2 separate regions of the Homo sapiens genome follow, and region 2 is linked to region 1. The links are chromatin loops, found by intact Hi-C in ENCODE. Cell type or tissue: CD14-positive monocyte. All regions are shown on one strand. Each heading gives the region's core, and the rest is flanking DNA. Links, peaks and the distances in the headings are about the cores only. Region 1 holds the start of LOC124904098 (a long non-coding RNA gene). Region 2 has its middle 230 kb from the start of FLJ36000.

What was found. Peaks named below come from ENCODE experiments on the same cell type or tissue, not always from the same donor. Only the 100,000 strongest peaks of a DNase experiment are listed, where the experiment ranks them.
Region 2: it touches region 1 in a loop (4-fold over the local background); 4 of 110 quality-filtered maps call a loop at or near these places.

Annotation. Positions count from the first base shown.
Region 1 is chr17:22,691,429-22,700,110 of GRCh38, forward strand. LOC124904098 (a long non-coding RNA gene) reads left to right here and starts at 1,320. Exons shown (of 2, transcript XR_007065974.1): 1 at 1,320-1,477; 2 at 1,730-2,185. It also overlaps the pseudogene LOC100533640. In CD14-positive monocyte, for the core only: CTCF peaks have their summits at 3,460 and 3,665; no DNase peak of the experiment used is centred there; H3K4me3 peaks cover 503 bases.
Region 2 is chr17:22,630,488-22,639,169 of GRCh38, forward strand. No RefSeq gene overlaps it. Among named protein-coding and RNA genes, the nearest start is that of FLJ36000, 230 kb to the left of the region's middle. In CD14-positive monocyte, for the core only: no CTCF peak of the experiment used is centred there; no DNase peak of the experiment used is centred there.

The DNA.
Region 1 (8,682 bases), core at 147-8,146:
ACACTGTGAAATGAAACCACAAATCGGAAAGCATTTTCAGTGATGGCTTCTTTGTAGTTTTTATCACGGGATATTCGGTGTTACACTATAGGCCTCAAAGAATTTTAAATGTCCCTTCATTGATTGTACAAAAAGAGTGTATCCATCCTTCTGAATCAAAACAAGCGTTTAACTCTGTATAACAAATCCACACACCCTAAAGAATTTTCACCTTATCCCCCAGCAAGGAAACTCTTGTTCTCCCAGCTTCTATCGGAGGGCTGCATGATTCCTGTAGGATGAGAAACAGGCAGCCATGTCTGGCTTTTACCTGGTAATCTAGGCTGTTTCCTTTCATCTGCCCATCCTCTCTCATTGTAGAGGGGGTCTTTCACTGGGCTGTTGCTGGGTGGGACTGCCTCTCACTGGGGATCTTTTGTCTGTCACGGATTTCAGAGAGCAAAAGGGATTTCAGGTAGGCTGGCTGCGCTCCAAGTTGTGGATAGCGATCTCATTGAGGGGGTTGGGTTAGTTTGCACTTTGCAGGAGACTTTTGGGTCTTCTGACAGGAATCCTTGAACATGGCTTGGACTCCAGCACAAATCCGCTTGTTCTCCCAGGCAAGCGTTGATTTTTCTTTGCTTTCATGGTGGGTCCACAGTGCCCCTCAACAGCACTCCTAGACACCATTTTCAGGCTTGCAATTGCCCTAAACGGCCTCTGAGACACCCTCTCAACGTCATCTGCACCCGTGAGATGCTAGTTCGAGGTTTGAGAACACTGCCTCACCTCGGACTTGCCTTTGTCATGGTTCCTGCCTTCTAGAGTGCCCTGCTGAGAAGCAGGAGCCCCTGCAAGGCCCAGAATGAAGGGACGTAGTGAGCTCAAGGGCCCGGCCATCTTCCACTGACCCCCGCCTCTGGGGTCTCAGGTATGATTCCATCACGTGGACACCCGTCAACAACTCACCGGACTGTATTTTCATTCCCATGCGACCGGATTCTTGCACACAGCCTCTTTCTGGAACAGAGTCAGAAGAGCAATTTCCAGCACCCACCTCACAGTTTCGAAACGCCTCCTCCTCCAGCGGGACCCGACCTCAGAGACGTGCCGAGGAGGCCTTATTGTCGAGACATTTAGGGTCCCGCAGTGGGTTGTCGCGGGCAGCATTTTCCCGAGACCAGGTGCGCTCTGCCTGCACCATTTTCCTCTGCTTAGGTAGGCTGACAGCACTGACAACCCGGCGCCCAAGACTGCTTCACGAATGCGAATGCGTCAGTCTCTAGGCACCAGGCGCCAGTGGTGAGCAATGGCTCGCGTCACAGTGGCCACCGTTGCCTGGAGACAACTCCCTGCGGCTTGGTGGAGGAGACCTCTGTGGACATGCATTGGTGTTGGACTCTCGCCTGTGCTCTCTGGGGGATCCACGGGATAGTCCCCCGATTCTAGGAACTGGCAGGGGGAAGCAAGCCTAAAGAAACATCTAGTGAAGCTTCAGGTATAAATCGCGTAATTTCTAAGGATCCAAAAGGAACTGCAGGATGCGCCAAGCATGCCTAGTGGTCTCCTTGAGGGGTCTGGGGTGGTTTGCAGTTTGCGGGAGGCATCTGGGTCCTCTAGCTGGAATCCTTGAACGTGGCTTGGAGTCAAGCACAAGTCCGCTCGTTCTCCCAGGCGGGCCTTGATTTTTCTTTGATTTTATGGGGGTTCCACAGTGCCAATGAACAGAACTTGTGGACACCCTTTTCAGGCTTGCAATTGCCCCAGTGGGCCTCTGAGACACTCTCTCAACCTTATCTGAACCCGTGAGAGGCCAGTTCGAAGTGTGAGAACACTGCTCCACCTTGGAGTTGCCTTTGTCTTGGTTCCTGCCTTCTCAGAGAGCCGTGCTGAGAACAGGAGTCCCTGCGAGGCCCGGGATGAAGATCTTCTCTCTGGATCCGGAAGAATCATAATATTTATCAACTCTGTAAACTCTCGGGAAAGCACTTGTGCTAGCAAGGTAACCTGGCCTTTGTGAATTCATGCACTAGTCTCCATTTCTGGGAAGAGCTTCAGCACCAGCAGCACATACCACTGTGAGGGCAAGTGAAAAAGTATCACTTTGGGTAGATGGATATAATCCTCCCGTAAAGCTTCATTTGCAAGAAAACCACTATCACCCTTTTCCACCTGTGGAATAAAGATCCTTCTTACATGTCCAAGATCACCTGTGTTTAACATATTTATGTTGGCTCCCCAGTCATCTCCGTCTTGTTCACAGGCAGTATTTGGGATTGAGATTCGAGATGTAAAAGTAATACTAGATTTTGTATCCCTGTGACCCAAAGACATTGAATGAATATACCTCAAGCCCTGGCTACCTTGCAAAAGGAGAGCCTTCAACTCTGCTTCTTTAAAGTAATTTATGATTCTGCAGTTTTCATTCACTTCAGTATCAGCTAAATTTCCACCATGACAATATTCATCCTGTGTAAGCATAGGACCATCTTCTGCCCAGACAGAGAAATACGGAACTGCATGAGGAAGCCGTCCAGGCACTGCAGTAGAGCCTGTGCTCCTCTCAGAGTTCTTTGCTCACTGCAGAGTCGGCTTAAGGCTTTCCTGATCACCTAATGTGGTGCATGCACCCATGCTGCCTCTTCACACAGTAAACACAGAACCAAAACCTCCAGAGCAACTTTCTGCAGCTCCTGAAACTGCTGTGCGCCTTAACCTCGCTTTGCTCTCAGTCACTGCAGTTCTCTCAGCAGGCCACGTTTCATCTCCCAGCTCCTGAGCACTGGCTTCCATGTCTTCACTACAACAATCATCCCCATACCCCCAACAGAATCCGGAGTGAAAGAATCCGGAGTGAAAGGATCCGAATTCACTTGAAGTCTGTTGCACATCCAATTCCCATTTCCTGATTTTTCTGTATCACGAAGAAGAACGGTCCCAGAGTTTAACAGGGCTGGGATCAATTCTTCCAGCTCTGGAGAGAAAAACCGGGAGTGCAAGTGGCGGGTGGCAGAGGCGAAGCTTGCAGGAGATCCACTGGGACCCCCGGGATCCCTCAGCGCCCAGCAGGGCCCTCCCCGCCCGGGCCCCCACAGTCCTGCGAAGCCTCCCCCCAGTGCCCCCAGCACTCGCCAGAACCAGTAGCCCAGGAAGCAGGTGCCGCTGGCCACCAGGAGCCCAAGTACCCTCCCCGCACCAGTCACACAGAGACCCGCTGCCAGGCCGGTCAGCGCAGGGCAGGGCCCCAGAAGCTCCTCAGGCTCCAGCTCCAGGGGCTGCTGGGCCTGGCGGGCAAGGTTCCGCTCACCCCCAGAAAAGGAGACGGAGACCCACAAGGACCTCAGCTTGTCTGGTGCTGGAGGCCTGGGCTGTCAGAATGCCTCTCCGCCTTCCGGCAGGCGGGAGCCGCATGCGCCCCCTAGTGGCCGCGGCCAGAAGCTGTCACATCCCATGGGCGCAGGCGCCTCAGCCCCGCAAGGGGCGGGCTGGAGGTGCCACTCCCATTCATAGACCAGGAATCAGAGCCCTGGGCTGGAAGAGTCTGGTCAAAATTCTTCCAAACTGAGTGGGGACAGAGACCAACTCACCCCCAGCTGCAGTGTATGCAGTGTAGACAGATCTGGACTTTAGCCATTCCTGAGCCCCCCCTTGCCTCACCCGTACATGCCCGGCCCACCTTTCCCTTCCTCGCCAGGACCCCACATCCCTCCCTCTGAGTCGCTTCCTCTCTGAAACAAATAGTGGTGATAGCGAGTAACACATCAGTAACAAGAAACTAGCAGGTGCTCAGTAAAATGGTCTACCCTGGCCTCTTCCACAGTCAAGTGAGCATTAACAGGAAAATGCTCATTGGAAGTGGAGAGTCGCCGGCAGCCCCTCCGCCTCCCTCCGGCTTGGCCTTCCCGCAGAGCAAACTGGGGCCCAGAAAGGGTGTGGGCGAAGACCCTGTCACCTCCCAGCAGGGGGCGTGCTGCCCGCGGTTTTCGGGATCCTGGGCGTGGAGCCATCCTCACAGGACCCTCAGAGGTGGAGAGGAGAAAGAGCACACTCATTTGACAGGTGCAGAGACTGAGGTCCGTGGGGCAGGGGTGAGCGGCCCAGGGCAGCCAGACCTGTGAACAGTAGAGCTAGGATTCCAGCAGGTCCCCAGCCAGTCACTGGGTGAGCCCCTGTTGTGTGGGGATCACTGAGGTGCAGGCATTCTGATAACCACCGGCTTGAGGAACTCATGGTGCTCCATCCTGAATTCTGGGGCGCTTTCTAGGATACAATATGGTAAAGGTTGTGTAACATGTGTGAGGTCCAGCATGTGCACGAAGCAAACAGGGATAGATTGGGGTGGTAGTACAGGGACAGAATCACAGTTGGGACCCTTGAGAAGGCAGTTGGAATTTTTCTGCCAGAGCAGGAGAAACCCTCTGGGCACCCAGGCTGGCATGTGCAAAGGCGTAGAGGCAAGCTCCCCCTGACACACGGCTGGAGGGGAAGCTCTAAGTGCTGCGCACAGGCTGTTCACACTGCATCCTTCTCCCTGGACTTGCTCCCCCCACAGCACCTCCATCCTTCCAGTTAGCTATCCAGGCCACCACCCTCACCCTCTCACACCCACATCCTGTGGGCCCCACATTTGAGAGACAAGAATTCAGTTGCTTCTCACCCTCCATGGGTGCTCATCACCTGGTCTGAGTCCCCATCCTCTCTCTCCCCATACTTGGTCTCTGCTTCCATCCTTGACTCCTGACGTCTAATTGCAACTCAATACTAGGTCAGATCATGTCACACTTCTGCTCTGGTGCAAGAATTATGTGGTTCCTTCAGTTCAGTGTCCACCAGGATTTGATATTCCCAAGGCACATCTCTCACTCCTTTGTTCTCATTTTACCTTCACACAGGAAAACACTTTTTCTTCTTGAAGTGTGCTGTTATGTAGCTACTCTTGGCGATGAAATCTCTGTTATTACTTTTGAAATTATTTTAATTGTCTTTATGCCCTAAAGATATTTAGCTATATATTCAATGCTAGCTTGAATAATAATTTTTCTAAGCATGCGTTTTGACTTTTTAAAATTTAAGATGACATTAGATGATTTTATTATGTACATCATGATGTTTTGAACATTCCACATATAGATTGTTGAATGGTTAAATCTAACTATTAACAAATGCATTATCTAAGATCGTTATCATTTTTGTTGTGAGAACACTTATCATCCACTATCGTTGCAATTTTCTAGAATGCAATATATCATCAGTAACTGTAGCCACCTTGCTATACAATAGAATTATTGAAATTTGTTTTTTTCTATCCAGTTTTAATTATGTGCCCTCTGACCAACATCTCCCCATCCTGTTCCCCTCTCTAACCACTCCAGCCTCTGCTCATCGCCATTCTGCTCTCTACTTCTATGAGACCAACTAGTTTAGATCCCTCATATGAATGAGATAATGCAGTATTTTTCTTTCTGCACTTGGATTATTTCACTTAATATACTGTCCTCCAGGATCATCCATGTTGACAGTAATGACAGCATTTTATTCTGTTGTATGACTAACTAAATATCATTCCATTGTATCTGTTTATGTAATACATACATAAATGTATGTATACAAGCATATGTAGATATACCATTCTTCAAATATATTATTTTGCATTTATTTTTATTAAAAGTATATTTCTCCCTTATCTAAATGCTGATAAAAATATGAGGTATTTTCAGTCCTTCCTCTTAATAAAAGCCAAAGTTAAAGGTCTGTTTCCCTGTTTTTTAATAAGATTCTATTTCTTGCTGATTTTTTTGAGTTCCCTGCACATTCTGCATATTACTGCTTAATCGTAAGCATGGTTTGGATTTTTTTTTTCCTTTCTGTATAATGTCTGTTTCCTCTGTGGTTTATTTGTTTTCTTTGCCAAAACTTTTTATTAGTTTAATTCGGTCCCATTTATTTATTTTTGTTTTTGTTGCATTTGCTTTTGGGGTATTTGTCATAAATTATTTATCTAGGCCAACGTCTGGAAGAGTTTTTACTAGGCTTTTCTTCTAGAATTGTTATGGTTTCAGGTCTTAGATTTAAGTCTCTAATCCACCTGGAGTTCATGTTTGGATATGGTGAGAGATACAAACACAGTTTCATTCTTCTACATCTGGCCACCCAATTTTCCCAGCACCTTTTATTATGTATGTGTATGTTTTTGTCTAATTTGTCAAAGGTTGTTATTGTTTGGCTGTATTTGTTAGATTCTCTATTCTGTTACATTGTTGTATGTGTTTATTTTTATACCAGCACAATGCTGTTTTGGTTACTGTATCCTTGTAGAATAAATTGAAGTCAAAGGAAAGACAAAGGAAAGTTGTTGTCTTTCCTTTATTTTGAAGGAGAGTTTTAGCAAATATAAGTGTTCTTAATTAGAATTTTTTCTTTCAATACTTTGAATATGTTATCCCCTTTGGCCCTGGCCTGAAAGAAGAATTTGAGAATTGCGCTGATAGTTATGTGATGAGTAGATTTTCTCTTGCTGCTTTTAAAATTCACTTTTTCTCTTTGACTTTTGACAACTTTATTAAAATATGTCTTGGTGTAAGGTTCTTCATGTTCAATCTACTTAAGGACTCTTGAACTTCATGATTCTGGATGTCCACCTCCCACCTCAAATTCAGCAAATTCTCAGTCAGTATTTCTCAAAATAAGCTTTCTATTCTTTCCTCTATTTCACCTTCTTGTATCCACATAACGCATATATTGCTTTATTTGATGATGTTTCATAAGTCTCATAGATTTTTTTTACTCTTTATCTTTTGCTATTTTTTTTTTTGTTTTTTGCACCTCTGTCAGGATAATTTCAAGATAGCTGTTTCCCACTTTGCCATTTCCTCTTCATGACTGAACCTGCTGTTAAAACTCTCTATTAAATTTTTCAGTTTAGTCATTATATTCTTCAGCATTAACATTTCTGTGTTTATTTTTATCGCTTCTATTTATTACTGTAACTTCTGATTTTCTTTATGTATTGCTTTCCTAATTTTGTTTAGTTGTCTATACTTGTTCCCATATAGTTCACTGAGCTTAGTATCTAAAATAATTACTTCCAATTTTTAAAAGCACATTGTCAATTCCTATTTCTTTGGGGTCTGCTATTGAAGCTTTTTTGCTTTACTTAAATTGTGTGATATTTTCCTGATTCTTCATGATTATTGTGGCCTTGTGCTGGTATACATATTTTTGAGAAGGTGGTCACTTTTTCTAGTCTTTACAGGTTGGCTTCAGCAGGAAAAGTTCTTCACCATTAAGTGTGGCCTGGTGTTCTTGTTCGGTCAGGTGGTTGAGCCTGTTGATGGATTTGGCTGACTGGCGGTGCTTCAGGGTCAGAAATGTCTGCTGGTTTTAATCCCTCTGATTTGGTAGCTTTGTTGGGTGAGGCCACTTGAAGCACTGTGGGGCACATTGAGATTTGCATGTACCAGTCACTGAGTGTTTCACCCCATTTCTTTGGTGCTAGTTATCTTCATGTGGTCTAAGTATTAAAATTCTTCCAGCGTTTGTTTTGAGGCAAAGCAGAAGTTTGTCCATCAGGCAGCACTCCCCAGATAGACATTGAATATCCACTTTGATCTACTTTTCTCCCACTGGAAAAATAATGGGCTGAGGGTATACTTCTCAGCACAGTATTGTTCTGGATATGGAAGTGGTAAAGCAAACAAAGTAAAATCATTCCTCTTATCCTTTTTAATGAGTCTGTCTTTGCTTTTGAGCTCTTTTTGGGTTTTGCAATCTCACAGTGGTATTTGGAGTTCTCACAAAAGCATTCTTTCCTGTGGGTAGTTGCCAAATAGATGTCTCTTTGAGGGAAACAGGGCTGGGAACCTACTATTCCACCATCTTACCAGACTCCCTCTACATCCAACCACTTCCATCTCTCAATCTCTCAGTAATTTGTAAAATAGGAAAATACAAACATGTCTAGAAATCATTACTAAAACTAACAGATGAGTTGAGTGAAGCCACAGTATATAAGCCAAATGTGTAAAAAAGTCAATGTGTATTTTTATAGACTGGCAGTGAAAATCAAACCTTACCCTGAAAAACCTGAAGGAAATACCGAGGAAAATTAAAGAATACCTACATAAATAGAGCTATCATGTTCACATGTCAGAATATTCAATATAATTAATATGTAAATTTTCCCCAAATTAATACGCAGCATCAACACAATTCAGTAAAATTTCAACAAAGGGCTTTGTAAAATTTGATAAACCAATTCTTAAAGTACTTTGAAAATATAAATAATCTAAATTAGTGAAAACAATAATGAAAAACAGTCACATTTAGAGACATATCTGAAATAAATACTATAAAGCTACAGTATTCACAACAGTGTGTTGTTACTTGAGGAAATAATTATAAATAATTGTAATGATATAGGAAGCTCAGATTATATATATATACACACACATATAAACACACACATATATGTGTGTATATAGATGTATATATTTACACACATATATAATTTTTTATTAAGGAATGCATGAAGGCAATTCAAAGGGAAGAATAGAAATTTACATAAATATTCTCGGAGAAGTTGAATACCCATATGTAAATATGTGAACATTGATTAATCAAAGTACATCTGAAAAATTAACTTCAAATGAATTTGAGATGTAAGTGTAATAGATAAAAGTATATATTTTGTATGAATAAAGCATA
Region 2 (8,682 bases), core at 162-8,161, 61 kb before region 1:
GTGCCTTGTAATGGGTCACACAGTATCCTCAAAAAGGTGTGTCTGAGTCCTAGACCCTCTCCCCTCCCAGTACCTGTAAATGTCACCTTATTTTGAAATAGGAGCTTTACAGATAAAATAAAGTTAAAGATCTCAGGGTGAGATCATCCGGAATTTAGAGTGAGTCATGGATATTTGGGACACAGAAACACAAGCAAGGTCATGTGAAGATAGAGACAAAGGTTACAGTTATGCTGTCACAAGCCAAGGAGTACCAGGAACCACCCGGAACTAGAAGAGGCAGGGAAGGATTCTTCCCTAGAGCCATCAGAAGAAGTACGGTCCTGAGTACGCCTGGATTTTGGTCTTTTTGCCTCTATAAGTGAGAGATATTATTATTATTACTATTATTATTATTATTGTAACAATTTTAAGCCACAAGTTTTGTAGCAATTTCTTTTGGCAGCACTAGGAAACTAGTTAATGCCTCTATTATTTGGTTAAACAAAGAACACTATTAAGTATTTTTAAAACAATGTATATGAATGTTGATTATGGTAAGCAAACAGTTTATAATCAGATCAGTTTCTATGTAAAATTTCATGTTATTATATTGATTTTGTTTTGTTTTAACCATACAAGACTTGCTTGGATGTGGTACCATTGAATACCATCCCCATTCCCTCCTGTCCCACAACTTTTTGAAATTTATGGGGCTTTGTTCTAGACTGAATATTTCTTTTCCCTCAAATTTCATATGTTAAAGCCCTACCCCACAATGTGACAGTATTGGGAAGTGAGGTCTTTGAGAATTAATTAGGTTTAGACAAAGTCATGAGCTTAGGACCCTCATCAATGGAATTAGTGTCCTTATAAGAACAGGAAGTCTATAGAGTGCTCTCTCTCTCTCTCTCTCTCTCTCTGTGTCTCTCTCTCTCTCTGTCCATCTGCTACGTGAGGAAAAAGCAAGCTGGGAAGAAGACCTCACGAGGAAACAAATTTGCCAGCACCTTAATCTTGCACTTTCCAGCTTCTAAAATTCTGAGAAATAAATGTCTGTTGTGTAAGCCATCCAGTCCATGACATTCTGTTATAGAATCCTGGACTGACTGATATGGGCTGGAACATGCTGGAGAGATGGTACAAAATCTAATTTTAGAAAAATATTTTAAGTTGTAAGATCTGAGGCAAAAATCAGTTAAATATTACCATTTACATTAACCAAATTACTCCATTTGCAGTATCAAATTAAGGAAATTTATGTTTTATTCAAGCTTTTAAAATCAGCACACCCACTTTGCAGAAGTAATTAATAACCCATGATTATTAATTATGTTTGCCAATTTAATTTTCATCCAGTATTACTTGCAGGGAAAGTTTGAAATAGATAAATCATCTTCCTTTTGAGATGTCACTTGTATCACTAAAGGCTACCTATAATTTCTGTAATTGTTACTCTTTAATGCAACTTTAAACTTCGAAGAAAGATGTTTCAATATTTTTTTTTGGTTTTTGTTTTTTCTTTTCTTTTTTGTTCATTTTGTTTGATAATGTATCTTTTTATATTATTATTATACTTTAAGTTTTAGGGTACATGTGCACAATGTGAAGGTTAGTTACATATGTATACATGTGCCATGCTGGTGTGCTGCACCCATTAACTCGTCATTTAGCATTAGGTGTATCTCCTAATGCTATCCCTCTCCCCTCCCCCCACCCCACAACAGTCCCCAGAGTGTGATGTTCTCCTTCCTGTGTCCATGTGTTCTCATTGTTCAATTCCCACCTATGAGTGAGAACATGCGGTGTTTGGTTTTTTGTCCTTGCGATAGTTTACTGGCAATGATGATTTCCAATTTCATCCATGTCCCTACAAAGGACATGAACTCATCATTTTTTATGGCTGCATAGTATTCCATGGTGTATATGTGACACATTTTCTTAATCCAGTCTATCATTGTTGGACATTTGGGTTGGTTCCAAGTATTTGCTATTGTGAATAGTGCCACAATAAACATACGTGTGCATGTGTCTTTATAGCAGCATGATTTATAGTCCTTTGGGTATATACCCAGTAATGGGATGGCTGGGTCAAATGGTATTTCTAGTTCTATATCCCTGAGGAATCGCCACACTGACTTCCACAATGGTCGAACTAGTTTACAGTCCCACTAATAGTGTAAAAGTGTTCCTATTTCTCCACATCCTCTCCAGCACCTGTTGTTTCCTGACTTTTTAATGATCGCCATTGTAACTGGTGTGAGATGGTATCTCATTGTGGTTTTGATTTGCATTTCTCTGATGCCCAGTGATGGTGAGCATTTTTTCATGTGTTTTTTGGCTGCATAAATATCTTCCTTTGAGAAGTGTCTGTTCATGTCCTTTGCCCACTTTTTGATGGGGTTGTTTGTTTTTTTCTTGTAAATTTGTTTGAGTTAATTGTAGATTCTGGATATTAGCCCTTTGTCAGATGAGTAGGTTGGGAAATTTTTCTCCCATTTTGTAGGTTGCCTGTTCACTCTGATGGGTTGCTGTGCAGAAGCTCTTTAGTTTAATTAGATCCCATTTGTCAATTTTGGCTTATTGTTAAATTGACTTAAATGACTAAGACTGTAGCTTAAATGAATGAGATTGTGGTGGAGAGGATATTCCCCAAACTAACTCTGTCTCTGACATTTAGGGGTTTGTTGTAATAGTAACACCTTGCTAGCAATCATCTACTAGTGATTTGCTCATGGAACATGCTGGAGAGAAGGAGTGTCTGAGTCCTAGACCCTCTCCCATCCCAGTACTTGTAAATGTCACCTTATTTTGAAATAGGAGCTTTACAGATATAATAAAGTTAAAGATCTCAGGGTGAGATCATCCTGAATTAAGATTGAGTCATGGATATGAATATATGCATATATATATATATATTGCATGCATGTGGAGGCAGGTTGTATATAATATAATATGTATATATATTACATATGTATAGTGTGTGTGTGTGTATATATATATATATGTGTGTGTGTGTGTGTGTGTGTGTGTGTATTATATACACCCTGCCTCCACATGCATGGCCTCCCTCATTATCAGTATCCTCCCCTAGAGTGGTACAACTGTCAAAATTGACTTGCCTACATTAACACAATGTTGTCACCCAGTGGTAAATATACATAACATAAAAGATATAATTTAATCATTTTAAATTCTAAAACTCAGTGATATTGAATACATTCACAATGTTGTGTAATTAACACTGTTTTCATAACTTTTATATCACATCAAACAGAAATTCTGTACCATTAAGCAATAATTCTCCATTCCCCTTGCCCCAGCCTCCATGCCCTAGAAACAAGCAATCTGCATTCCCCCTGCATGAATTTGACTATTCGTGATCTTTCATATAAGTAGAATCATGTACTATTTGTCCTTTTGTATCTGGCTTATTTTATTTAGCATAATGTTTTCAAGATTTATCCATGTTGTAAACATGTATCAGAACGTCATTCCCTTTTTATGGCTAAATAATATTCCCTTGTGTGTACATGCCACATTTTGTTTATCCACACATACAGGTTTGTTTTCACTTTTTGACTCTTGTGAATAAGAATGAGTGATGGTATCTGGCATGTGCAGGCAGCCACTTTCTTGCTAAAGACCAATAGCATCAAGCACTCTACTAATGGTTGTAATTTATCTGATTAGGATCCAGATTTCCAAAAATGTTAATTCTTATTTTTTCCAGTTCAATGGCAGTTTTCATGGAGGTATTGACTTCTAAAACTTCCTATTCCAATCTTCTGAAATCCACTTTAAAAGAGTGGTTTAAATTCTGTGTTTGTAGGATGAAATTGATAAAAAAATATTTTAACAACTTTCAAAATTGCATTACAGAGATAATGTCTTTGGCTATTGGGTGTTCACATATTTGGTATGTTATAAACAACTTTCTGGAAGGTAAAGGCCTTTTATCTCACACTTAATATTAAGACAGGAACCATTGTCCTAGCAATAGCTTTTGGATTTGATGTGATATATTTGTATGTAATGAGTTTTTAAAAGTTAGAGTGAAAAGTCACCTCATACAAAACAAAATAATTTTTACTGTTATAAGAAAGTAGTTATTAATTACTTATAAAACATGCAAGTATCTTTGTGATATTTGGTGATTTATTTTTCTCCAGTCATCTTGTGTTGTTCTTAGTGGAGAAAAAAATATGGGTGCTCTTTGTCTATGACAATGTGAAAAGTAAGTATATGGTTTCCCTAAAAATTCTTCTAAGTTTTTAATCCTCTAAAATGATCATTGATATGTAAAAATAAATATTAATAATAGCAACTTAAGGATCATTTTTGCTGTTATCAGAAATTGAAAATACTGTAACAGTCCATCAATAAATGGTTATGTATATTATGATATATAGCATACATAGCGTATGTCCATATATAGAATATGTAAGAAATGTATACAACAAAGCACAATGAATACACGATTATACTAAGATGGATGGGCATGGATCCACGTATTATTCTGTTTGTACATGGTCTTTTCCAAAAAGAAATAAAATGTAAGAAAGAAGAAAAAAATAAAGAGAAAGAGAATAAAGGCAACTAAATAAAATATAAACCAGGATGTGTAAGTGGTCTCATCTTAGGACTGGAACACCAGTAAAGCCTCTCTTCTCTGGAAAAAGTTTATGTCTCTGAAGTTTTCTCAGTGCATCACAACTGACAGCAGCAGGAATGTGTTTTTGCTAACAGCAATAGAAAAGCAAAACTGTCTCAAGATTGTAATATTAATCCAAAGGTTAAAACTTCTTACCTTAGTGTTGCTGCTTTCTCTATGCACATCCCAAAGGACCTAGGAAGGTGGAAAGGACATAGGAGATGGAAAATGTAGAAAATAAAAAAATAAGGTAAATTTAAAAGGTAATAAGACTAACATCCATTCATTCACATTAAGCTCCTAATTGTAACACATTCTCTGGTAGACACTGCGGATATAGCAGTGAAAAAAAAAAGAAAAAAAAATATGCCTTTTTGGAGCTTATATTCTCTTGGAAGGAGATATTATATAGCTTAATTACTTTTGTTATTATATATGTTAAGTGTTGATAAGTGCTATGGAGGAAAGCAAGGCAGACAAAGCAATCAGGCAGGAGAAAGAAAGAAAGGGTATTCAATTAGGAAAAGAGGAAGTCAAATTGGCCCTGTTTGCAGATGACATGATTGTATATCTAGAAAACCCCATTGTCTCAGCCCAAAATCTCCTTAAGCTGATAAGCAACTTCAGCAAAGTCTCAGGATAAAAAATCAATGTGCAAAAATCACAAACATTCTTATACACCAACAACAGACAAACAGAGAGCCAAATCATGAGTGAACTCCCATTCACAATTGCCTCAAAGAGAATAAAATACCTAGGAATCCAACTTACAAGGGATGTGAAGGACCTCTTCAAGGAGAACTACAAACCACTGCTCAACAAAATAAAAGAGGACACAAACAAATGGAAGAACATTCCATGTTCATGGATAGGAAGAATCAATATCGTGAAAATGGCTATACTGTCCAAGGTAATTTATAGATTTAATGCTATCCCCATCAAGCTACCAATGCCTTTCTTCACAGAATTGGAAAAAACTACTTTAAAGTTCATATGGAACCAAAAAAGAGCCCGCATTGCCTAGTCAATCCTAAGCCAGAAGAACAAAACTGGAGGCATCATGCTACCTGACTTCAAACTATACTACAAGGCTACAGTAACCAAAACAGCATGGTACTGGTACCAAAACAGAGATATAGAATACTGGAACAGAACAGAGCCCTCAGAAGTAATACCACACATCTACAACCATCTGATCTTTGACATACCTGACAAAAACAGGAAATGGGGAAAGGAGTCCCTATTTAATAAATGGTGCTGGGAAAACTGGCTAGCCTTATGTAGAAAGCTGAAACTGGATCCCTTCCTTACACTTTATACAAAAATTAATTCAAGATGGATTAAAGGCTTAAATGTTAGACCTAAAACTATAAAAACCCTAGAAGAAAACCTAGGCAATACCATTCAGGACATAGGCATGGGCAAAGACTTCACATCTAAAACACCAAAAGCAATGGCAACAAAAGCCAAAATTGACAAATGGGATCTAATTAAACTGAAGAACTTCTGCACAGCAAAAGAAACTACCATCAGAGTGAACGGGCAACCTACAGAATGCTAGCAAATTTTTGCAATCTACTCATCTGACAAAGGGCTAATATCCAGAATCTACAAAGAACTCAAACAAATTTACAAGAAAAAAACAACCCCATAAAAAAGTGGGCAAAAGTTATGAACAGATGCTTCACAAAAGAAGACATTTATACAGCCAACAGACACTTGAAAAAATGCTCATCATCACTGGCCATCAGAGAAATGCAAATCAAAACCACAGTTAGATACCATCTCACACCAGTTAGAATGGCGATCATTAAAAAGTCAGGAAACAACATGTGCTGGGGAGGATGTGGAGAAATAGGAACACTTTTACACTGTTGGTGGGACTGGAAACTAGTTCAACCATTGTGGAAGACAGTGTGATGATTCTTCAAGGATATAGAACTAGAAATATCATTTGACCCAGCCATCCCATTACTGGGCATATACCCAAAGGATTATAAATCATGCTGCCATAAAGACACATGCACACGTATGTTTATTGCAGCACTATTCACAATAGCAAAGACTTGGAACCAAGCCAAATGTCCAACAATGATAGACTGGATTAAGAAAATGTGTCACATATACACCATGGAATACTATGCAGCCATAAAAAAGGATGAGTTCATGTCCTTTGTAGGGACATGGATGAAGCTGGAAACCATCATTCTCAGCAAACTATCGCAAGGACAAGAAAACCAAACACTGCATGTTCTCACTCATAGGTGAGAATTGAACAATGAGAACACTTGGACACAGGAAGGGGAACATCACACCTGGGGCATGTTGTAGGGTGAAGGGAGAGGGGAGGGATAGCATTACGAGATACACCTAATGTAAATGACGAGTTAATGGGTGCAGCACACCAACATGACACATGTATACATAGGTACGAAACCTGCACATTGTGCACATGTACCCTAGAACTTAAAGTATAATTAAAAAATAAATAAATAATAAATAATTTAAAAAAATTAAAAGAAACAAAACAACAACAAAAAACAAAGCAAATAACATGAGGAGGAGATACAATTTTAAGTAGGGAATAAAGGATGGCATGACAGAGACAGTAGCATATGAGTGAAAAGCTTGAAAGAGGTGATATGGTTTGACTGGGTCCCCCACTAAATCTAAAGCTTGAATTGTAGTTCCTGTAATCCCCATGTGTCATGGGAGGGACCTGGTGGGGGTTAATTTAATCACGGGGTCAGTTACCCCCATGCTGCTGTTCTTGTGGTATGAGTGAGTTCTTATGCTCTCTGGTGGTTTTATCAGGGTCTTTTTCCCCATTTTGCTTGGCACTTCTCCTTGCTGCCACCACGTGAAGAAGGATGTGTTGCTTCCCCTTATCATGGTTATAACTTTCCTGAGGTCTCACCAGCTGTGCAGAACTGTGACTCAATTAAACCTCTTTCCTTTATAAATTACCCAGTCTAGGATATGTTTTTATTAACAGCATGAGAAGGAACTAATACAGAAGGTAAGAAAGCAATCCAGGGGGGATTTGAAGACAGGTGTTTTCAGTCACAGAAACCATGTAAAAAGCATCTAATGTGAGAGTGCTATAATCTGAATGTTGACAGCCCCCCAAATTCATACATTGAAATCTAATTCACAGTATGATACTATTAAAAGCTAAGGTCTTTGGAAGGTGATTATGTCATGAATACAGAGCCTTCATGAAGGAGATTGGTGCCTTTATAAAAGATGCCTGAGGGGTTGGTTTGTCCCTTCCACCATATGATGACTCCACCATATGAAGAAGATGGGTCTATGAACTAGGAAATAGGGCCTCATCATATATGGAATATGTGAGCACATTGATCTGGGACTTAGCTTCCAGAACTGTGAAGAATAAATTTATGTCCTTTATAAGCTACTTACTATATGATATTTTGTTATAGCTGCTCAAATGGACTAACACAGAGACAATTCCCAGCCTGCCCAAAGAGCATCAGGAAGTGTTGGGTACAGTAAAGCTGGAACAGAGCCACGAGGGGAAGAGCAACAGGGCTGTGATCAAAGAGGTGTGCCTGGTGGGGAGCATGAGTAGAGCTGTATAATCTGTACAATAATGACCCAGAGTGGAATTAGAAGTCCTTAAAAGTGGGTGAGCAGAGTGGCATGATCTCTATTATATTATGTTATATTCTTGCTTGGATATTGAGAATAGACTGAAGGTGAGGGCTAATGCAGAAGCAGGAAGGGAGATAAAAATTCAGAGGAGACATGATGTTGGCTTAGCCTGGGTGGATAACAGCAGTAGTAAAAATTATTTAAATGTTTTGAAGGTAGGTTTGCTGAGAAGTAATTTTGGAGGTACATTACCAAGACTAAATTTATATTTTATAAAATGAACAAATTTAAGGTGTATACCTTAACTTTATATATTTATGCACTCATATTCACACCACCCATATTAAGATAAAGAACAGAAACTCTTCTGGTGCTTTATTCCGCAGAAAACCTTCTGGTGCTTTATTCCAGTCAATAACAAACACTGGTCAAAG